3 separate regions of the Homo sapiens genome follow, and regions 1 and 3 are each linked to region 2. Evidence: read pairs that join two places in POLR2A ChIA-PET (ENCODE). Cell type or tissue: HepG2. All regions are shown on one strand.

Region 1 (8,000 bases), 83 kb after region 2:
GTGCCTGAATTGGGAAGGAGATTTGGGCATGAGTGAGATACCATTTCATGATGCTGTCTGAAAATATATTGAGTCCACTAAAGGACAAAATTTGGGCAAGTGCTACTTCTGCATTTTATGGCAAGTGTCAAACCTCTTGCCTTGCAAATAGTAGCAAAACAAATCAAAGACAACTGCTTTGGTTCCTTTCTTATTCAAAGTGGAAAAAGTTGGATAAAAGATTATCAGTGATGGTCGGGTGCTGTGGCTCATGCCTGTAATCCCAGCACTTTGGGAAGCTGAGGTGGGCAGATCACCTGAGGTCAGGAGTTTGAGACCAGCCTAGCCAACATGGTAAAACCCATCTCTAAAATACAAAAATTAGCCAGGCATGGTGGCTCATGCCTGTAATCCTAGCTACTCAGGAGGCTGAGGCATGAGAATCACTTGAACCTAGGAGGCAGAGGTTGCAATGAGCTGAGATCACATTGCTGCATTCCAGCCTGGATGAAAGAGTGAGACTCTGTCTCAAAAACAAACAAACAAACAAACAAAAAAACTGTCAATGATAATAACTATCCTGTTACAAATGTACACACCCTTTTTCTCTGAAAGTAGCTATTCATTTTCTCATTTGATCCTCACAGCAAGTCCTGGGGGTAGATAGGGCAGGTATTAACCCTATTTCATAGCTAAGAAAAGAAATACTTAAGTTCACGAGGGTTAAATTCCTATCCAAGGTCACCAGCTAAGAAGTAGGAGATGTGGGTCTTGACCCTAGTCTTCTGATTCCAAATCCTCATTGAGTGACGCAAGCTGTTTTCTCCTCCACGTCTTTGCTCATGTTGTCCCTTCTGCCTGAAACAACTTAAAGCAAAGAAAGAACTTTCTAACAGCCACATTATCCAAAGAAGGAATGAGGTAATGAGCTCCTCATTGCTGGAGAAGGGTAAGCAGAGGGGAAACCAATTGGCAGGGATATTGCAGATGAGATCCAACTATTGAATTGTAGATTGGACCTGACAGTCCTAAAGTCCCTTCCAAACCTGTGATTCAGTATCATTAGCCTAAAAGTACTAAAGCTAGCATATAATCTCTGGACATGGAAGCCAGGCTGAGAGAGCAGAGTGTGGAATATGGATTCTGAACCAGAGGGAACCCTTCAATTCACATAATCTCAGAACATCATAGCCAGAGGGGGCCTTGGCCCAGGTCCCTGGGCCAACTGTCAAACTCCCCTCCCAACAATTACCATTGTGCTAATTAGGACAGCCCCAGCAATCTGAAAAAGAAGAATTTCAAGGACTGTTCTGGCTCTGAATATCTGGAAAAAGGTGCATCTTGGTGGCTCCTGGAGTAGACCAGTCGGGGAGGAAGTTCTAGGAGGGACTCTTACAGAGACCAGCTGGACTAGAGCTTCTCTTGACTCCAAAGACACTTGACCTCAAATTTAGCTTGGTCACTTAACAAGGCTGTTGGGAGAAACAATTCACTTCAAAACTTAACCAGTGAAACACATGTACATGCTATCAACTGGTGAGCAATGGGCCAAACCAACCCCTGCTACTGATTCTTGGAGCAGAGGCAAAAGGGGCAGGGCATGGACTGATACACTTTAGAGTTGCATAGCTTTGAGTTAAAATTCTGGTTCTGTCACTGTTTTTTTTTTTTTTTTTTTTTTTTTTCAGAGACAGGGTCCTTCTCTGTCACCGAAGCTGGAGTGCAATGGCGCATTCATAGCTCACTGCATCCTTCAACTCCTGGACTCAAGTGATCTTCCTGCATCAGCCTCCCAAGTAGCTGGGATTACAGACATCTGCCACCACACCTGGCTCATTTTTTAATTGTTATTTTTTGTAGAGATGGGGCCTTGGTGTTTCTCAGGCTGGTCTCAAATTTCTGGTCTCAACCAATCCTCCTGCCTGGGCCTCCCAAAATGCTGGGATTACAGGTGTGAGCCACTGTGTTCAGCCTCTGTCACTGTCTTGTAAAGTGACTCTGCAAATTAGTCACCTGTCTTTCCCTGTTTTCTTATCTATAATTTGGGAATTATGTAGGCACCCCTCTCAGAGAAATGAGTAAAATAACAGATATATATATATTCACATGGTACAAAATAGGTGTTTAATAAATCCCAATTTGTTGACCAAGTGCCGTGGCTCATGCCTGTAATCCCACCACTTTGGGAGTCCAAAGCAGATAAATCACTTGAGGTCAGGAGTTCAAGACCAGCCTGGCCAACATGACAAAACCCCGTCTCTACTTAAAATACAAAAATTAGCTGGGTGTGATGGTGCATGCCTGTAATCCCAGCTACTCAGGAGGCTGAGGCATGAGAATCTTTGAACCTGAGGGGTGGAGGTTGCAGTGAGCCGAGATCGCACCACTGTGCTCCAGCCTGGGTGACAGTGAGACTCTGTCTCAAAAAAAAAAAAAAAAAAAAGAAAAGAAAAGAAAAAAAAATCCCAATTGGCTGCTACCATCCCAGGTAGTATCAGCGTGTCCAATTACTGAAATATAAATGTTGTATAACATTTAAAGATACATGAAAACACTCGGAAAAAAAAATTTAAGAAATTGCCTACTGTTTTCTTAGATATTTGAGTGAGACCCAAGGGCTAACATTTATTATCCATCATTCAGTACAATTTGAAACAAAACAATGGGAGCCTGTGGGTCATTAATTTGGTTCAAGGGGTTATCGTGCCCAAGTCTAACTCAGTGTTCTTCACAGCTTTGCCCAACACTGGGTTTTCCCCTGCACTCTCCACCCCACGCCCCCTGTCAACATGACTGATGAATTCAATATCCCCCTCTTTCCAGCTGACGAGTCATTGAGCTGACTCCAATCAGCAGGATCCCCTGGTCGCCTGACTCAGGCCTCCCCAGTCAGAGGTAGAGTCTGCGGTGGACAGACAGACAGGTCTGGAGAGGCTGGTAAGTAAGAACTCCCCGAGTGCCTCCGCCAAGAACCGATTTGAAGAGGTTGCCATTCACTCTGTCAGGCTGCGTGTGGGATTCATCAGGACCCAGCCTCGCTTTCTTTCACCCCGCATCAATGTGCCCTAAAGGATTTTTCTTTAAACCTGATTGCTTGGAAGGCATTGTAAGTCCACTGCTTTGTGATTCATCAATCCATGACAGCTCATTATTCCAGAAGCATTTAGGCCCCAAACCAGGAGAGAGGGAAAGGTTTCTTGGTGCCATAACGGGACAAAGGTTCACTGGCTTATTGATTCATGTCACAAATATTTACTCAGCCTGCTATTTAACTATGGAGATGAACTAGGAGGTGGATATTTGCTGGTGGGCCTCACTGTAAAGAAATCCCACTCAACAAAGTAGAGTCCAGAAATTCTGACTTAAGTACTATTAATATTGAACTTCTGAGAAAAGCATTTTACATACATCACCTGACTGACTCTATGATGTCTCTGTATGTAATACAGTATCTTTATTTTACACATGAGAAAACGGAGGCTCACAGGGGCTCAGTGGCTTATTCAAGTTCCATAGCTAGAAGGCAGCAGAAATGGGATTCAACCTGTCTGACTCCAAATCCCATGCACGTAACCATTTTTTACTGCATTACTTGTTCCCACATTTTTTTTTAGTTGTTGATAGGTTAAAAGGAAAACAAAGCTGTTTATGGAAGCATTTGAAAAATATAATGCTCTCAGTTGTAAGAGAATACTGTAGTATTGAGTTATCTGGAATTGCATGGGATGTAACATTCAATGGACAATGGAGCATTTGGTGGCCTGACCTCTCTTCCAAGTTCAGGAGGCCTCTCAAGTTTCAGTCATCAAGGCTCCCCTGGAGCACTGGGATTCTGAACTATTTCCTTATGTACTTCTCCTGGGCTGAGGCTCCTGAGTGTGGCTGAACCTGGTGGCACTCTTCTGCCACATAGAGATGAGGTCAGCCTGGACACTGCCCTGGGGTTTTAATCTAAATAACCACTGGATTAGGCTGCATTCAAGCTGGCAAAAATGTTTATTTCTTATATCTACTTGAAGTAAGCTTCCTTTCCAACAGCCCCCACTAAAAGAGAAGGGATAGAGGGCTTGTCTGTGTTCAGAGAAATCTCTCTTGTATTCATTAGCTGTCGGTAATAGAGGCTGAGTTTTTCAGATCCAAAAGACATGGAGATAGGATATTAAGAGACAATATGGAGTAGCAGAAAATGTATTGAGCTGGGAGTCTTACTCTAGGTCAGAGTCCCTTGTATTCAATACTTCACTCACTGTGTCACTTTGGGCAAGTTGCTTAACTTCTCTGTTTTCATTTTTACATCTATAAAATGGAGATGATAATACTTCTTTATCTTACAGAGTTATTGTGCAGGTCATATATAATAATAATTTTATTCATTCATTCATTCATTCAGTGACTGCTAGAAACTTGATATAATGATGAATAAGACAGTCATAGTCTATGCTCATGAAGCTTACAGTCTAGTGGGAGAGATAGATATAAATCAATCTTGATGGAGAAGTAGTTGTTCAAACAAAAGTTATGAAAAAGTATTATAAGAAAGGAATATAGGGTGCTGTGAGGGCCTATGGCTGAAAGTGTCATTGAAAATGAAACTAGAGGGATGAGTCATAGGTGGTGGAATTAAAGGGGAGAGGAAGGGCATTTTGCTTAAGTAAAGCAGCATGCATGCAGTTGCAATGGAGTTTTGCACAAACCAAGAACGGAGAGAAAGTCAATGTGTAACATGACCATATGGTCCTGTTTTCTGTGGATAGTCCCTTTGTAAACCCAGTGTATTCATTATAGAGCTTTTTTGCATTCCCTAAAGCATCTCTACTGGATGGAGAAATAATAGTCATCTCATTAATGTGGCTGGTGTGTAGTGAGCAAAGTGGGATGTTAGGCTAAACAGGTTCACTTAGATAGATCCAAGCTTTGTAGATCATATTAAGGAGTTTGGTCTTTACTTCAAGAGCAGTAGGCACAAACTGGAGCTTAAAAATTAGATCAGAATACTAGTTAACATTTATTTAGTATTGCTACATGCCTGTATTATGCAATCTGCTTTAGAAGACAGAGGTGCCATTGCAATCTCCACTTTATATACAAGGAAACTGAGCCTTGTACAGATCAAGGGACTTGCCCAGGGCCACATGATGATTAGTGGCGGAGTGCTGATTTAAAGCCAGATGTCATTCCCAAGACTAGGTATTTAATCTCTCTGACACTGACTCCCAGTGTGGAAGCCTTTAGCTATAAATGCATTCTGTTCAAAAGCTACTTCTTTTCTGAGCACTTAGCCAACTTTCATATAGGCATGTTGAAGTAAAGTGAAGCCTTCACAGCAACATCTCCCTACTCTATGAAACAGTAGAACTGAGTGCTAGAACGGACGTCAAAATAGCAGCAATGAAACCCACTGTGGCATCAGTATTTAGGATTCAGGCCCTGGTCCTGCCAGCTGTGACCTGAGTAAAGCCACTTGACTTCTCAGAGTCCATTTGACAACTCTCTAACAGGACAAACCTAGTCCTTTACCAGGAAGAACACACCAAATGTGAAAGGGCCCTGCAAACTGGAAAATGCAATGGTGATAACAACAACCAAACCCAAGAAAAACCTTTGTTAGGAGCTTTCTTCTTACCAAAGGACTGTGTTAAGTGATTTATGGAAATTTTTTTCCATTTACCCTTCAAAATTACCCCACAAAATAGGCACTATTATCATCACCATTTAACACATGTGTAATCTGAGGCCCAGAGAATTAAGTAACTTTTTATTTATTTATTTATTTATTTATTTATTTATTTATTGGAGAGGTGGGGGTCTTGCTATGTTGTTCAGTCTGGTCTTGAACTCCTGGCCTCAAGTAGTCTTCCCACCACAGTACCCCAAAACATTGGGATTATAAGCATGAGCCACTGCGCCTGAAAATAATTAAGTGACTTGTCAAAGGTTACAGGGTTGGTACTAAGAGCCACCAAGCTAGGGTTCTTTGCCATTATATAAGTTATGAAACAGTTTTATGAAAAGTACTATAAGAAAGGAATATAGGGTGATGTGAGGGCCTGTGCCTGAAAGTGTCATTGAAAGTGAAATGGGATGAGTCATAGGTGGTGGAATTAAAGGGGAGAGGAAGGATGTCTTGCTTAAGTAAAGCAGCATGCATGAAGTTGCAAAGGAGTTTTGCACAAACCAAGAATGGAGAGAAGGTCTGTGAAGGTGGTCATATGAACAGGATATAGGCTGTTTTCTGGGGATAGTCCCATTTAAACCCAGAGTCCTTATTAATAGGGCTATTTTGCACTCCCTAAAGCATCTCTACTGGATGGAAAAATAATACAGTCATCTCATTAATGTGGCTGGTGTGTAGTGAGCAAAGTAGAATGTTAGGCTACAAGCTCTGTCCAAAGAGGACAGCATACCACAGATGGCTCTGAACCATTTATCCCGAGAGCTTAAGAGCCCCAAGGATGAGGATGTTCAAGAAGAGAAGTGGAAGGCAGAGAGGCACTGGCTTATGGGAGTCTGTCCAGGAAGAGAAAGTGACCTCAGGTTAAGGCTCACTCACAGGGTGTTGAGGGAGTCCTGAGATGGCCAGGAAGGGCCAGAGAGGAATTGATGATGAGAAGTAAATTTGTTAGGACACAAATGATGGGTTTTGTTTGGAAGATAGATCTCTTTTTTGCTCTGAATAGCATAGTAAATGAGAATATGACTACCATTTTGGTGAGTTCTCAAGTGGATTTTATTGAGGATGGTACAACATTGCTATGTGTTTTCTCTCATCAATCAATCAACAAATGCTGCACAAACCAAGACTCAACTAATGTGATAAGTGCCATATTTTGAGAATTTATTGCCTATCAACTATCATTCCATATTTTTTATACATATTACTCCATTAAACCTTTAAATCAGGCCCTGTTTTACAAATGAAGAAACAGCACAGGAAGTGAAATTCTAAGCCAAAGTTCCCATAGCTGGTGAATGGGTTTGAACCAAAGTTGTTCCACTTCAGAGTTTGCATTCTCAATCACTGGACAAGGTCACCTTCACCGACATATACCAAGTAGAGTGGTCTCAACTCATATTTATAAAGTGCCTGCTCTGTCCTGGGCCCTATGAGTTGCTTTTATATAACTTTATTTAATTTGGCTTTGCCATATAACCCTGGACATGGCACTTAACACTTTTGGTCTATTTCCTCATCTGTAAAACGAGGATAGTAATAGTACTTACCACAGAGGACTGATAAGAGAATTAAGTGAGATAAGTAATGCAAAGCACTTAGTAGAGAGCCTGGCAAGCAGAAAGCACTGGAAAAGTGTTTGCCAAATCAATATTCTGGACAACTGCCTTGTTCTATAGTTGCTTTATCTATTATTCTAATTTTAGCCTGGAGCTGAGAGCCATAAAGAAGGCAGAAGACACTATTTGCTTGCCTCTGGATGACGCAGAAGAGCGACTCTTAGCATCATAGCTACTATTGCTTCTTCTTCCTGATCCCCTGCTGCCTCCTCTTCCTTCTTCTTCATGTACAATAAACTGCACATATTGAAAGCATACAATATGATACGTGTATATACACACCTATGAAACTATCAAAAATAATTAAAATAGGGAGCATATCCATCACTCCCATATGCTTCCCTGTACCCCTTGATGGTCCTCTCCTGTCCTTCTCTACTTGCTTCCTCCAACCTCATTCCCATCCCCATCCACATCCCCGTTTTCATCTCCATTCCCATCCCCATCTACATTTCCACCCCATCCCCATTTGCATCTCCATTTGCATCCCCACTCCCATTCCCATCCCCACTCCCATTCACATCTCCATCCCCATCCCCTTCCCCAGCCTGTCCTCATTTTCACCCCCATCCCTGTCCCCAAATCCATCTCCATCCTCATCCCCATCCCCATCCCCATCTCCATCTTCAGGCAACCATGGATCTGCCTTCTGTTACTGTAGATTATTTTGTATTTCTAGCATTTTACATAAACAAAATCAAACAGTAAATATTCTTTTTAAATTTTGCTCT
Region 2 (8,000 bases):
TGGGGTGGGAAGAAGCTGTCTAATTGGTTAACACGGAGCTAGGCACCAGAGAGGAAGTAAGGTTTCCTGGAGTTGAGGAAACTGCCATTTCCTCCTCCAGCAGGAAGCGGCCTTGGCTATTCTCAGCACCCCCTGGCCATGTGGAGCAATGGAAATCACAGCCTGGCACTGTCTCTGGTTTGCCTCCTGCAGTTTAACAATCTCCCAGTCAAAATAAACCGGCTCCTTAGGTCTCCAGGGCATGGTTAAGGTAATAATTGAGAGAAAGAGAGAAACCAGAGGCCTGGCTGTAGCATGAAGGCACGGAGAAACTTTTACAATGCCAAGCTGCTATTGGTTGCTGGTGCCTCATGAAAGCGATATAACTGCAGCACTGTGAGGGTCAACACATCAGGAGATTCAGTGATGGCTTCTCAAACAGCCGGGCTCCACCTTGCGAGAATTTGGAGCGATTTGCAGAGAGGAGATTGCTGATACTTTTAGTATCTATGCAGATGAGTTTGAACAGGAAAGCTGCATGATTCAGAAGAAAAGGAACTGGAAAAGGAATCAGACTCAAGTTCAAATGTGCACTTCACCAGACAAGCTATTTTGATGAGGTCACAACATTGTAAACTTTGCCTTCCTCATCTCTCAACAGCCATGGTAGAAAAAACCACCCTGTTTACCTCACAGAATTACTCTGAAATCAACTAGGATTCTTTCTTTATCTTCTTATGCCCACTGTTTCCAGAGCCCTGGAGATTCATTTTCTCCCTTGCTGTTTATTCCGGCCACAAAAGGTTATTGAGCACCTACTTAAAGTCTGGAAGTGATCTCCCCTGGGACAAGGAAAGATATAGTTTACATTCACAGGAGAAAGCAGATAACGAACAAGTAAACACAAATACATGAGATAATTTTATATTGCCATAAAGGGCATGAAGGAAATAAGTGAGTTGGGGGAGGAGGGATTACTCGGGATGAGGGAGGTGGAGGCCCCTGTGTGGAGATCACATCTGAATGGTACCTGACTGATGGGACCAAGTTCGCAATTGAAGGGGGTGGGCCTCTGAGTGGGAGGGGGCAGGGCTGTTCATTTATTTAATGTGTGTTTATAGGGGGAGTTTTTATTTTTGTTTGTTTTTTGTTGGTGGGGGGGATAGGGTCTCGCTTTGTCACCCAGGCTGGAATGCAGCGTTGTGATCAGGGCTTACTGCAGCCTCAACCTCCCAGGCTCTAGTGGTTTTCCCACCCCAGCCCCACTCAGTAGCTGGGACTACAGACACACATCACCTCACCTGGCTAATTTTTATTTTATTTTATTTTAATGGGGTCTTGCTATGTTGCTGGTCTCAAACTCCTAGCCTCAAGCAATCCTCCTTTCCCAGCCTCCCAAAGTGCTGGGATTATAGGCAAGAGCTGCTGAGCCAGGACTATGGAGGGATTTTTGATATGAGAGAAGTAGTGATAAATAAGACAATCAAGGTCCTTGCTGTCATGGACAGAGAAACAAAAGCAAACAAATGCAATCAGCCATTGATAAGCACTCTGCAGAGAATTAAGACAGAGGTTGGTCATGAGGTAGAGTAACTGGGTAATCAGTCCAAGGAAAGGGCAGTGCAAAGGCCCTAAGACACGAAGGAGGATGTGGGTTAGATAAACAAAGGAATGCAATGTTCTTTGGACCCACATGTGGATGTTTCTCATGGTCCACTGGTCACCCTGCTGGTCATACTTATTGCTGCCCAAATCACAGTGGCTCTGAGGCCCCTCCCATTTACTTGTGTGAATTCCAGGCTGTTTTGGAGGCTCTCCTTGCACCATCTCGTTTGCATCTCCTTGCAAACATCTTGTTGCAAACATCTCTTTGCAAACATCTTGTTGCAAACATCTCCTTGCAAACATCTTGTTTGCATCTCCTTGCACCATCTTGTTTGCATCTTGTTTACATCTTGCTTGCACCATCCTGTGCCCTGGGCATCACTCGGCCATGGCCCCCTCCTGGGTACCTGGAGCTCAGACACACTGCTAGACATAGCCTCAAGTTCAGACCCGCTGGCCCCTCCCTCATGGTGGTCTCCATGAGGACGCTGATGGGGAAGGTGGACAGCAAGGCCGATTCTAGCAAAATGCAGCTGATTGCAGAGAGGTGGCTCTGGAAGGTGATCAGGGACCCCAGTGGGATTCCCCGCCTTTGGGAGGCTGATAAGACACTGGAGAGAGACCTGGGTTTACTCCTTCAAGGAAAAAAAAATTAACATTGTCTGCTTTGTGCCAGATTGATGTCCAGCAGGGGCTGGCAACACCAGGGTCAATGAAAATCTAGCCCTCACCCTCCCCACTCATTGATCTTAGAGTTGAGTGAGACTTTAATACTAAGGTAGGGCATCTGGATGCAATTCCAGGAGCACCAACAGGCATCTGAATCACTCAGGAGACTTTCTGCAGCAAATTATAGCGAACCTAACTCACACTGGCTTGAACAATAAAAAGAGTTTATTGGTTCACCATCACCGAGAGGTTGAAAGGTGGGGAGGCTTCGGGTGTGGTGCAGTCAGGGCTTCAACTCCGGGTCTATGTGATTACCCTGGCCATGTCCTTCTTCTGTAGGTTAGCACCTTCCTTGGGCTGGTTTCTTCCAGGGTCACAGGATGGCTACCTGCAGACAGGGATGAGAGCAAGAGCATCACCCCCACAATCTCAGAATTCAATCTTGAGCATCTAGCTGATGGCCTTTTTCCACACCTGCCCAACGTCTGTGGCCAAGGAGATGCAAAGCCCTGCTAACCAATTCCTGTTGCAGAGCCAGTGGCACTACTGGGTCGACTCACCTCCTGAGCAGGAGGGAATTCTGCCTGAATCACTGGACAATGGTTGGAGGATGGACGTTGAGAAGTAGAAGTAATGTCTGTTACAATGGAAAGAGTGATATAACTGGATTTACATTGTTAAAGATCACTTTGGCTGGAGATAGTTTGGAGGAGCGCACAAGAGGAAGAAGGGAGAACAATTAGGAGCTCCCCCCAGGAGAGGTGATGGTGGCTGGGCCCAGGGGGAGGCAGGGGTGATGGAACAAAGGGGACAGACTAGAATCCTGCCTCTGATCCTTGGCAGCTGAGTGGCAGTGGCAAATCCCTTAGCTTCTCTTCACATCATTTTCCAAATCTGTAATATGGCTGTACAAATTCTTAGCCTTCAGGATTAAAGAAGATACATTAAACACGTGTAAAGAAGATACATTAAACACATTAAACACTACCTCAATAAGTGCATTTTATCATTGTTATTACCCAAACTCCTTAGCATGACGTTGGAGTCCCTTCGCATCTGGATCCACGTGACTCCAGGCGGCAGAGTTTCTGTGTTGGGCTGACAGTGCTCTTCCCGTCACAAGGTGGAAGCTTCCAAAAGGCAAAAACAATAACTCTACAGCCAGTTATGAAAGTTCTGTTTTGTCCCAGGGGATTTTGTACCTGGTCCCATCAGTCAGTGTCTACACTCTGAGCGGCACAGGGGGTGGTTTGTCGTGTTTTCAGTCCGCAAATATTGACAAAAGATTAAGGGTTGACTCAATGCACTTTGGTGAGTAAGAAAAAAACAGCTGGCTCAAATTTCCAGGCATTTATTTTCTCCTGAGTTGAGTTGCACTGTGGCTTTTGCCACTCCCCAGCTAGAGTCCTGAGCCCAGGAAAGCCCCTGCCTATCCCTGTCACTCCAAAATAATTTCACCAGAATCAGTGGGTTGAGTGTTTTTAGTACAGTCCATATAGTGCCTCAGCCTGCAAGGAAGATATGCATTCCTGGCAGAAAATGAGTCCATGCCAAATAGAGGGACCCTAAGCTAGGGATGTGTGTGTGTGTGTGTGTGTGTGTGTGGTGGGGGGCAGGGTGGGGGGCTGGTGGGAGCAGACCCATTGGGGGTATGGGGCAGTGGAGGGGGGATGGCACTACTTCAGTTTTTAGTTAGGTTTCAACTGGGATGATGGGAACCCATACGTTTGGGGATCAGATTGACCTGAGTTTTAATCTCATCCCTGCCATTCATTCATTGTGAGATTATTCATTCATTCAAAATAGGTCAGATATGGGATAAAAGCTTCAAAAGCTATTCCTAAGAAATGACTATCTAGTGATGGATACGGAGAAGTAGATTGTAACAGACTGTGATAAATGGGGAAAAAACAGAAGGTAGGAAGGACAGAGAGGGAGCACTGAATCCAGTGTTGCTTGGCGTGGTTGTGGTGGTCAGAAATCATGGGTTGCTTCCTGGAAGAAGCATCAAAGCATAGGGCTTCCTCCAGGAAGCACTGAGAAGGGAGAGGCATTAGCATGCAGAAGAGGTGTGCAGCAGGGATGGTGTTCCAGGCAGAAGTCTGTGGACAAACATGAGCATGGAGTGGAATGGGGTAGCGGGAGGCAGACCAGGCTGAAAGGGGAGCAGGGGCTGAACAATTAAGGCCATGAAAGCTGTTCTAAAGTTTCGACTTTATCAGAGGTCAAGGGAGAATCGTGGGAGGGTGTGAAGCAGAGGAAAGGCATGAGCACCACGCATTTTCAAGCATTTTTGGCTGCTTTGTGAAAAACAGACCAAAGCGGAATGAGGCAGGAAGTGGGGACAAAAGTCCAGAGGCTATCACATAGTACAGGTGAGAGATGGTAGCAGCTGGGTTGAAGGAAGGCTGTGGGGTTACGATAAACAGTCACCCGTGGAACTGGGGGATGTTTGTGATGTGGTCACAGGATCCTAGGGGAAGAACAGAATGTTATTAGGTGCCAGATGCTTCAATTGCCTCATGTTATTTCTAGTAACATCCCTGTGAGGTGGGCATGGACCTGACAGGGTGAGTGATGTGCCCACAGCTGGCAAGTGGTAGTGGCAGAACTCAACCCCAGGTCTGCCTATCCCCAGACCTGTGGTTTGTCACCACTGGATCATGCAGTTTTCCTAAGTCAAATGTAACAAGTTATTGCTTATCATATTTAAATTAAGACCCATAGAAGTTTTACCAATTCTGGAAAATTTAAATGGAGTGATAAATGCACTGAAGATAAAAGACTGAAGAAAGTTGTTGATTGATATCTTTGGAATGACCATCAGCATCCATCTCCTTCTGTGAAAACCCCAGCCACCATCCTCTCTGGGATTTTGAGGTCAGGTGTCATTATCACTAGGAAGTCTCCCTGGATTCCTACTTCCTCATCAACATTTATTTTATTTTATTAATTAAATTAATTAATTAATTTAGAGACAGAGTCTCCCTCTGTTGCCCAGGCTGGAGTGCATGGTGCAGTTTCAGCTCACTGCAGCCTCTGCCTCCCAGGTTCAAGCAATTCTCGTGCCTCAGCCTCCTGAGTAACTGGAACTACAGGTGCATGCCACCACACCCAGCTAATACATATATATATATATATATATATATATATATTTAGTAGAGATGGGGTTTGGCTGTGTTAGCCAGTCTGATCTCAAACTCGTGACCTCAGGTGATCTGCCCTCCTTGGCCTTCCAAAGTGCTGGGATTACAGGTGTGAGCCACCACATCCGGCCTCCCACCAAAATTTAGAGCACTCATTACCTTCTTATCATCGCCTCTTCACAGATCTGTTTTTCTTGCTGTCCTAGGAGCTTCTCGAGGGCACAGACTGTGTTTTCATCACTGTGGCATTCCCAATGCTTAGCGGGGTATAATACACAGTATTTGTTAAATATTGGATGAATGGATGAATGCAATCACGTTAGTGAAGGTGATACTAATAGAATCTGTTTGTTTTGGTTGAATGTGCAAGTGGAGATAAGGCTTAGTTGGTGTCCATTATCCCAAACATTTTACCTTTTGTTATGCCAAGTGTTGAGCCTTCTCTTGTTCTGTGAAATCATAAAAACTTTCTGTTTGTGTTCCCTCTTCCTCCTAGGGAAACAAGACTGCAAAGCAGCGTCCCCTTTGTATATATTCAACAGAGTTCTCCCTTTGCTGTTGTTCTCCGGGTTCTTTTGCACAAATTACATGTTCCTCCTACCCTGGCTTTAATCATCACAACCTTGAATCCTCATCAAACTCTCTGCCTATCTCAAACCAGTGCTTAAAGGACACTCTTACCCTTAGAAGAAATGGTATAATTTTCATAAACATGGGTCATTTCCCCCTTGCATAAATGTCAGATACAAAACCGCCACTTAACAAGATGTGCCAGAAATACAGAATGTCTGAACAAAGGCTGTTGACAATAGCATCTTTTTTCCTTTTTTGTAGTTCTGTGAAATTGCTCTCCCAAAATATTCCTAATGCTTTATTTACTTCAGTGTTGGGTTTATTTTGGGATAAACTTTCCTGAAGCTGAATCTTAGGATGTGATTCTTATCCTGGTCACATCCTGGGGAGTTGTTTTGTGACTTTTTTGAATGGGCCCTGGCTCTTCCAGGGAGCCCCTGGTGCTGAGGAAGAGGCAGGGGCCAGAGGATGTCAACTCCCGTGTGCGGAACACAGACAGAGATGACGAACCATCAGCTTCGGTGGAAATACTCCCCAAAGGAGAGCCTGCGCCGCCTGGTCTCCAACAATGGCAGAAGTGAACCCAGCTCAGACTTTATCAATGATCTGTTCCGGAGAGTGGTGTGTCTCATAGTTTCCAACATCTGAGTGATTTGTGACTATTAGGAATTCAGACACTGGATGATTAAAACCGCTGGTGCTGGGAATTTTCTCATTTCAGGAAATTTTGGTTGTGAGGCATGCTGGAACCTTACCAGCCAGCAGACACGAAGGGGAGGAAGTCCAGGCAGGGCCAGGAATGAGACTGTGGGAATTGACCAGAAGGCGGCACCACGGCTTAGCTTTCATGTCAGACAGATCTGCGTGGGCACCCTGCTTCCCTGAGCCTCAGTTTCTTTGCTAGCAGAGTGGAGGTGATGAGAGTTGAATTAAAGAATGTCATGCCTGGCACGCAGTAAGGGCTCCAGATGGGAGTTCTCCTCTCTTTTCTTTCCCTGAGTGGCTAGAAGTCTAATGAGTGTCTTAAGGGTGAGGTGAACTGAGGTTTTGTCTAGCCTATGGTTGGTCTGACTTGAGGGAAAGATGGTCTTCAGTGAGAATCTAAGCTAGAGCTTGGAGTTCAAGAGACTCGGCCTAGCTCTGAGAGATGAGGGACAAGGGCTGGCCAAAGAAAGATTGTCCAGATCCCAAGGCCTCTGGGCTCAGGGTTGGGCTTTAATCTGAACTTTGATCAGTGAGGAAGCTGACATAGCCCCAGGTTTATCCTGGATTATATAGTATAGAGCCATGGTTCTCAGCGTGGCCTGAGGACCCTGGAGGAACCTGAGGTACTTTTAGAGGTTCATGAGATCAGAACTATTTTTATAATGCTACTAAGATGTAATTTTCCCTTTTCATTGGTTGATGTTTAAACTGATGGTGTAAAAGCAACAGTGGTAAACAGCTGGTGCTTTAGTTTGGATCAAGGTAGTGGTAGCAAACTGCAGTAGTTATCATTGTATTATTCACCACCACATGTGCACGGTAGGAAGAAAAAAGTCAGTTTCACTTAATGTCCTTGACGAAGCAATAAAAATGATCAAATTTATTAAACTTCAGCCTTCGAGTGTCTGGCCTGTCTTTTTAATGATTGGTGTGATGAGATAAGAGTATGGGTAAAGCTTTTCTGTTGCCTACAAAAGCACAGTGGTGGTCTCAAGGAAAAGCACCAGAGTGAGTGAGTGAGTTGGGAGCTGAAGTAGCCATTTTCTCCATGGAAAACCATTTTCCTGGAAAGAACGATTGACAGACACACTGCAGTTATTCAGCCATGGGTAGTTGGCAGACACACACCCACACACACACCTACACACACCCACAGACACACGCACACACATCCACCCACACATATATATATTTAAATGATGAAGTCAGAGCTGTTACTTCAAGGAAAACAAATGACAGTATGTACGGCCAATTATAAAATTTGAGAGTTCAAATGAAAAACTGGGATTTTGGAAAACTTGTATCCTTCACTGTGAGCTGGTT
Region 3 (8,000 bases), 150 kb before region 2:
CTAAAACACATAATACACTATTACATTGACACGAAGGAAACCATTCTCATTGATGGTTTCTTTATATCTGGCCCCCAAATTAGTTTGTGGTATCAATCAGTATAATTTCTAGAGAGCCTATTAAGCCTATGTTTGTACCTGTCTTTCAGGTATAAGCCTTGTCTTCTGCAGATGATTCTTGAGCACCTACTATATGCCAGGCCCCAGGGTTTCCATGGCCTTAAGGAATTCCCAGGCTGGTGAAAGTGGAACAGGCTTTTGCCTAATGACAAACACTATATAAGTGATGACTTTGGAGCCTTAAGGGAGGGCCTACTCTAGCAGCACAGTGAAGAGTGATGAAGCTTGCCTGAGGGTGTGGAGCTGGGTCTTGCAAGATAAATAATAGCTCACAAGCCAGGAAGGGGGAGAAGGTATTGCAGCAGAGTGAAGCACAGGTGCTGAGACTTGGAAGCAGGGACCTATTTGGGAAGAGTGAGTAGCTGGAGGCTGGAATGTCAATATTGTGTGTTTGCACTGTGCGGGGGAAGAAAGGAGGACATTGGAGATGAGGCTGGAGAGATAGGTTAGAGCTAGATTATGAAAGGGGACTGGGTATGGCAGGCAGCTAAGGAATTTGAGTTTTATTTTGGTGAACGAGGAGAGCAAATGAAGTTTTCTTTTTGTTTTTCTTTTTATTTTTATCTTGGAAGATTTCATAGAGAAACCTACTACCTAGGAGTGAAATTGCTGGGTCCTATGGTAACTCCACATTTACCTTTTTGAGGAACTGCCAAACTGTTTTTCATAGTGGCTGCACCATTTTAGAAATATCTAAAGGCGGCTGGGTGCAGTGGCTCACACCTGTAATCCCAGCACTTTGGGAGGATGAGGCAGGCAGATCACGAGGTCAGGAGTTTGAGACCAGCCTGGCCAACATAGTGAAACCCCGTCTCTAACAAAAATACAAAAAATTAGCCAGGTGTGGTGGCAGGCGCCTGTAATCCCAGCTAATCAGGAGGCTGAGGCAGGAGAATCACTTGAACCTGGGAGGCAGAGGTTGCAGTGAGCTGAGAGAGCCATTGCACTCCAGCCCGGGTGACAGTGTGAGACTACATCTCAAAAAAACAAAAACAAAAAACTAAAGGCTAGTTACAGTATGTAAGAAAAATACAATAGTTTTATAAAAGACCTTTGGAATGAACATATTCATGAAAAGATTGGAGGAGGGAATTAATTTAATCTTATTTGGGTTTGGGAGAGATGACTGGATTTGAGGGTAGGCAAATGGGAGGCAGAGGAGCTAAAGACCAGTGGGGTGGCAAGTGCAAGCTGAACCGAGGGTACTGTGGTGGGAGCAGAGAGGGCTGGATAAGAAAGACATGACAGGGCCGGGCGCGGTGGCTCACGCCTGTAATCCCAGCACTTGGGGAGGCCGAGTGGGGTGGATCACAAGGTCAGGAGTTCAAGACCAGCCTGGCCAAGATGGTGAAACCCCATCTCTACTAAAAATACAAAAAAATTAGCCAGGCATGGTGGTGGGCACCTGTAGTCCCAGCCACTCGGGAGGCTGAGGCAGAGAATTGCTTGAACCCGGGAGGCGGAGGTTGCAGTAAGCCGAGATCACGCCACTGCACTCCAGCCTGGGCGACAGAGCGAGACTCGTCTCAAAAAGAAAAGAAAAAGAAAGATATGACAGGTACTTCCTGAACTCCAGGTTGGGAGCCTCTGAACTATGGTGAGGCCACTCCTTCCAGAAACACTTTAAATGCAGGATTTATAGGAGATTTATGAAATCTATTAGTAAATGCTTTTTTATGTGCATAGCCTTATTATGAAGACGAGGCTGTGAGTTATATTCTTTTGTTCTGGACTTTTTAAGTTTCTCAAATGCCCCTTAAAATAAGTGGGCTATAAATCCTCTTGGCTTAGAGAAAGGGTTTTTCCTGGGTTGCAATGGTATTTTATTCAAAGAGCTTTATTGAGATATTCACATACTATGCAATTCATTTCTTTAAAGCACACGATTCATTGGTTTTTAGTATCTTTTCTTTTTTTTTGGTTTTTAGTATCTTCACGGTTAGGTAAACTATCACCACAACCAATTTTAGAACATTTCATCACTGCAAAAAGAAACGATACCCACTACCAGTCACTCCCCATTTTTCCTCCACCTTCCCACATCTCATGGCAACCACGAATCCAATTTCTTTCTCCATAGATTTGCCTGTTCTGAATATTTCATGTAAGTATAATCATATAATATGTGGTCTTTCGTGACTGGCTTCTTCCACTTGGCGTACGGTTTTTAAGGTTCATTCATATTGCAGCATGTATCCTTCATTTCTTTTTATTGTCAAATAATATTCCATTATGTAGACATAACACATTTCATTTTTACCTTCACCACTTGATGAACATTTGGGTGATTTCCACTTTTTGGCCATTATGAATAGTGCTGCTATGAATATCCATATAAATGCTTTCAGTTCTCTTGGGTCTGTATACCTAGGAGTGGAATTCCTGGATCATATAGTAACTCCATGTTTACCTTTTTGAGGAACTGCCAAACTGTTTTCCGTTGAGGCTGCATCATTTTAGAAATACCTTAAGATTGGGCTGGGTGCTGTGGCTCACGCCTGTAATCCCAGCACTTTGGGAGGCCGAGGCGGGTGGATCACGAGGTCAGGAGATTGAGACCATCCTGGCTAACACAGTGAAACCCCGTCTCTACTAAAAATACAAAAAATTAGCCAGGTGTGGTGGCGGGTACCTGTAGTCCCAGCTACGTGGGAGGCTGAGGCAGGAGAATGGCATGAACCCGGGAGGCAGAGCTTGCAGTGAGCCGAGATCGCGCCACTGCACTCCAGCCTGGGTGACAGAGCGAGACTCCATCTCAAAAAAAAAAAAAAAAAAAAAAGAAATACCTTAAGATTAATGCAGACATGTAAGGGAAACAATGCCAGAATTTTCCTGAAGATTTGGAATTAACATATTCATAAAACCACTAAAGCGTCACTTTGTTTTTAGAGGGATTTTTCACAAAGAAACACGTTTTGAATCAGTTTAGTGGTGCCACTGGGTTTAAGATGAGTGAGCAGAGAACAATAAGCTGACTGGGAAATCGATGCTGGGTGGTCAGCTAGACCCGCTCACCCACTGAGTAGCACTTCCACAAAGCAGGCTGTGACTGTGACGTACAGACTCTTGTCTCAGCAGAACAAAGAATGGATCTTCAGAGTACTTTGAAAACAGTTAAACATGCAAATAGTAAAACCTATATATCCCTGGGATCTGCTTTACAATATTTTAAAGGCATGAAATAGAAACCCATCTATTTTCAGTTCCTGATGAGGCTGATTTTTCACCCTTTTCCCCACCTCTGGATATATGGCTGTGTATGTGTAGTTGTCATCTTAGGAACTAAAATTACCATGTATCTTTTAGACTCATGTGCTGGATGCCAAGAAATATTAAAGAATATAAGACACAAATACAAATCCTGAATAATGAGTTGATCTATAAATGCACTAAAAAATCAAGTTGTAAGTATGTGAAAATTAAACCTCAAATATTACAAAAGGGTGAGGAAAAGGGATCCCCATTTATTGTTAGGTGCTTCACATGATATCTCACTTAACCTTTTTAATAACAGAATAAGGGAAATGTTTCAAACCTGGTTTTGCAGCTCAGAGAGGGTAAATGATTTGCCCAAGTTCTTACAGCTGATATGTATCGGGGCTGGAATTTGGACTCAAGCTTGACTAAATAATGACGATTGCTGACATTTATTGAGTGCTAGCTAGGTACCTCTCACCAGGTTAAGCAGCGTGTATACATTCTCTTATTTAATCCTCCCAATGAGCCTATAAAGTACTTGTTACTATTGTCTCCATTTTACAGAACGGAGGTAAGAGAGGTTAAAAATAACTTACCAAAGGTGGTGCAGTGAGTGAGTTTGAGAGGTGGGGTCAGACGTCTGCCTGGTGAGGTCATTCTTAACTACTAGGCCCTACTGCCTATATTCTCCACGTGTTTCTGAATCCCATGCTTTTCTCCACTACTCCATGCTGGCTTTCGCATTGGCAACCCCTGAAGCGTCGTCCAAAATGAGTTGGACTAGTGGTTCTCTGGACCTGTGAAGGTCTGTTAGGTCAATCATGGGGCATCCTCTGCTATTTTCAGTACTTCAGAAATATCTAGGCATACTGAACTTTCACCAGTGATTAACTTGTCAAGCCTAACTCACAGCATCAGCCTCTGCCTAGACTAGTCAAAGTATCAGCATGCTGTGTTTGTGATGTGAATGACTGCTGTCAGTTCACTCTGGTCTTGTTTATTTCTGCTAATGATGAGATGAGACACTTTTTGTGCTTGGATTAGCAAAAATAAACGATGTGAAATATAGTTTACTTGGTAAGTACAGATGTCTTCTAGATGTGTCATAGAGGGGCAAGAATTAACTATGAGGGATTTTTGTTGCTGAAAAGGCTGGACACCCTAGAATGGACCATCAGCTCTAAATTTTGAGGTAAGGAAGACCACTGGGTCCTGGATCCTATAGAAGGCTTTCTAAAGAAAGGAGGGGCTTTAGGCCAGGCGCAGTGGCTCACACCTGTAATCCCAGCACTTTGGGAGGCTGAGGCGGGCAGATCACCTGAGGTCAGGAGTTCGAGACCAACCTGGCCAACATGGTGAAACCCTGTCTCTAATAAAAATACAAAAATTAGCCGGGTGCGGTTGCGGGTGCCTGTAATCCCAGCTACTCGGGAGGCTGAGGCAGGAGAATCGCTTGAGCCTGGGAGGCAGAGGTTGCAGTGAGCCGAGACTGTGCCACTGCACTCCAGTCTGGGCAACAGAGGGAGACTCTGTATCATTTAAAAAAAAAAAAGAAGGGACTTTAGGCCTTTTATCATTCACATCAGGCAGTGGTAATGGGTCACTCTGTTTGTGACCCTTTTTGTACCTTAGGCTCGAGCTACTGTCCTTGTGGTTTGGTGTAACCTTTAAGTCACATTGAAAGATTTTGAGCTTCTCTGGTTAGTGGCTGCGGATGCAGCTCCTTCATTAAATGCAGTACATGGAACTTCTACCAGTAGCCTCTTCCCCACAAATGACCCACATTGTTGTAAAGTTAGCAACCACTGACAGGAAGTGGCAGAATGCGTCTCAGCCACACAGCAGATTTCATTAGACACTCTCCCAAAGTAGCTGTTTGGGTCAATTTGGCCTCAGTAGGTTTATAGAGAAGAATGGCTTAATCCATTATTTCTCATTGTTACATTTGTCTTGCTGTCATCTTAGCCTTAATGGATGTTTTCATTAGAAGCACAGTGTCTTCCTTGGAAGCAAGTGCACACACATATGATCAGAGAGAGGAACTTCCAGCAAGCTGAGATTTTAAAAATATTTCCAAAGTTGTTACCAACTTACTGGAGAATCTTTTGTTTATTGGGTTTGTCATTTAAATCTGTCTGGAGAGTAGCAGCTCCAGTGACACCGCAGGAGGGATTTTGGGCTGCACTCACCTTTGTGACTGATTGCTTTGAAAGGTCAGCTCTATAGATGTTATATGAAAGCAGAATTCCTAGGGACTGGCTGGGAAATTAAAATATACTTCTTGAGTCAAAGCATTCAAAATACAGGGCTTTCAATTCGAGGGGAATAATAAGCTGTCTTGATTTTAGGTTTAATTTTCCTAAGGCTATTAATGGAGTTGAGGGACCTTTACTTATGATTTTGCCATAAATTTGTTGTTGCAGCTGTGCTTGCCCTAGCTGTGAAATCCAAGGATTTATTATTAATTAATAATCCCTTTTACTGAACAATTCTACCAAATGATAACGTTTGCATCTGAGAGTTTGAATTTATATATTCTTTCTTGCCTCAATTAATTTTTCTCATTGTAGATCTCCAGTTACCTAGCCCCTCAAAGCAAACAAAACATCAGTACCACCACATGCAAAATATCATTGTTCACATGTCAGTTGGAACAAAGCTGGGAAACTAACCTTTTTGAGCATTGACAGTATAGTCAGACACATCCACGAATCTCATCAAATCATACAAGCCTGAAGGGGAGGTATTCCTCTAACTGGTTTTATAGATGAGACAGTCGTTGTGCAGAGAGATTGAGGGGCTTGCTCAGGATCTTGGGACTAGAAAATGGTGGAGCTTGTAGGCTATGACCCAACCAACACCTATGCTCTTTCCTCCAAGAATTAAGATTGCAATTTGAATTTTCACTATTAGTTTCAATAATGAGCATATGAAGAAAGCAAGCAAGTCAGAAAATTTAAAAATGAAATTATCACACCTTGTAAAGTGTTCAGATTTGACTTGAAGTTTAAAGTCTTTTGTCCATTTCAGTATTTCCTGTTTCTTTGTAAATCCGTAGAGGATAGACGTGAACTCCAAACCTTTACACTGGAAGAGAGAGGCATGAACTTTACTGAATACTTAATATGTGGCAGGCAGTGAGCTAGGGGCTTTTCATACGTTATTAACTCACTTGGATTTCACAACAACACTATGAAGGTGGAGGTTGAAGTTCATTCTGTTTTTCTCAGAACTTGGTCAGCAATGTCTATAGCAATCCTCATTGATGGGTTGGTGACACACTGTTAATAATTCAGCTAATCAGTAGCAGAGGTCATTTACTAACATTTCAGGGAAAATGCTCTGCTAGAATCTGCTTTGAGCTGGTCACTTGGGCCATCTATCCACTTTTACTGAAAATATATCAGAGAGAATCTCAGTTCCAGTTCTGTAGAGCCTTAGAAGAAAAGGTCAGGAGCCATGGTAGGAGAATACTTGGCCAATTTTCTACAGAAATGGAATATCTTTTCTGCAGAGAGACAGCAATATCAGATTGTATTGTTAATTCTTCTTATCAGTCTTCTCCAAAGGTGTTAAAAAGCCAGGGAAATGAAACATTTTGAGTGAAGGAGCCTGCACTTTGGAAAACGCTCCGTGTATTTCCCAGGCTATTGTAGGGCCCCTATTCAGTTGGGATTTGAATGGTGGTGTGATTAGCATGAAAGCAAGTGTATAAAGTAGGTCTTTTCTCCCTTTCCTAAAAGAAGTTTTGTGGCATTTCTTTTTCTGACAGAGTTGGCATGAAGCTTTGACAAACACAGACCCATGGAAAAGTTAAATAGGACTTAGAGTAGGTCCATTTTGTACAGATCCTACACACTTAGAATGCAGAGCAGGAAAGCAGCTGGCAAGAGGCCCCTCAAACCATAGGAATCATAGCAAGGGCTCTTCCTCCACTGTGGACCAAGGATGAATAGGAAACACCCACAAGACCAATGGGAAAGTATATCCTGGGCTGTTGATCATTTTCTGTATTACCAGAAAATGACAGATAAGCACATGCCTGTGAGTCCACTGCCTATCTCTCCCAGTATTTGTGGAGATAAATACAAAGTGCTGAGGGAAAGTCTAAGAAATATAAGAGGTGGAACCTGCCCTAAGGAAGAAGGTGACAAGATGAGAAGATGGACACACAGATGGAAAAAACATGGCCAGGTGTCCTGAGCTGATAATTAAATGAAATTTTAAAAATATTGAGTCTAAGAGATAGCTTGATGCTGTTCTTGCCTCCAGTCTCAGCTTTGCTGTATTAGCTGAGTGACCTTGGGCAAATGTTTTCTATTTTGTGAATGATAAAATGGGGATGATGATTTGTTCCCTGCCTACCTCACAGAGCTTTTGAGACCAAATGGTATAGTATCCCACAGGTATAGAAAAATATTTTGCAACTGCAAGCTCTTGTTTGTACAATGAATATTTTTTTTGTTGTGTCTGAATTTGCTCTCTTTTCTCCATTCTTCCTTTTTCGACTGCATTTTAGGCACATGCTATCATTTACCCAGATCTGAAAAAATGTCTTTACAGATTTTATTTCTAGGTTGATAGTCTCTCCTCCCCCGTGTATTCTTTATGCAGTGAGTCTACAGGGTCATTTGTTACTACTACAATCCCGATCACATAGGCCTGTCTCTTCAGAACAGGAC

What was found. ChIA-PET counts read pairs that join two places held together with the same protein. Peaks named below come from ENCODE experiments on the same cell type or tissue, not always from the same donor. Only the 100,000 strongest peaks of a DNase experiment are listed, where the experiment ranks them.
Region 1: POLR2A ChIA-PET joins it to region 2 with 14 read pairs; 2 of 35 experiments call an interaction of 5 or more read pairs at or near these places.
Region 3: POLR2A ChIA-PET joins it to region 2 with 10 read pairs; 6 of 35 experiments call an interaction of 5 or more read pairs at or near these places.

Annotation. Positions count from the first base shown.
Region 1 is chr1:56,327,209-56,335,208 of GRCh38, reverse strand. LOC124904186 (a long non-coding RNA gene) reads left to right here and starts at 2,893. Exons shown (of 4, transcript XR_007066107.1): 1 at 2,893-8,000. RefSeq lists an enhancer at 2,737-2,796. In HepG2, no CTCF peak of the experiment used is centred here; DNase peaks (open chromatin) are centred at 3,178, 3,788 and 4,608; H3K4me3 peaks cover 537 bases.
Region 2 is chr1:56,410,423-56,418,422 of GRCh38, reverse strand. LINC01767 (long intergenic non-protein coding RNA 1767) reads right to left here and starts at 3,460. Exons shown (of 4, transcript NR_147163.1): 1 at 3,273-3,460; 2 at 3,081-3,175; 3 at 2,814-2,890; 4 at 2,457-2,641. LOC124904185 (a long non-coding RNA gene) reads left to right here. Exons shown (of 2, transcript XR_007066106.1): 2 at 5,896-8,000. In HepG2, CTCF peaks have their summits at 1,703 and 6,778 (motif pointing right); DNase peaks (open chromatin) are centred at 1,672, 3,492 and 4,532.
Region 3 is chr1:56,562,293-56,570,292 of GRCh38, reverse strand. The region is part of intron 1 of PLPP3 (phospholipid phosphatase 3); the gene reads left to right. Among named protein-coding and RNA genes, the nearest start is that of PLPP3, 13 kb to the left of the region's middle. In HepG2, no CTCF peak of the experiment used is centred here; DNase peaks (open chromatin) are centred at 482, 3,742 and 6,542; H3K4me3 peaks cover 712 bases.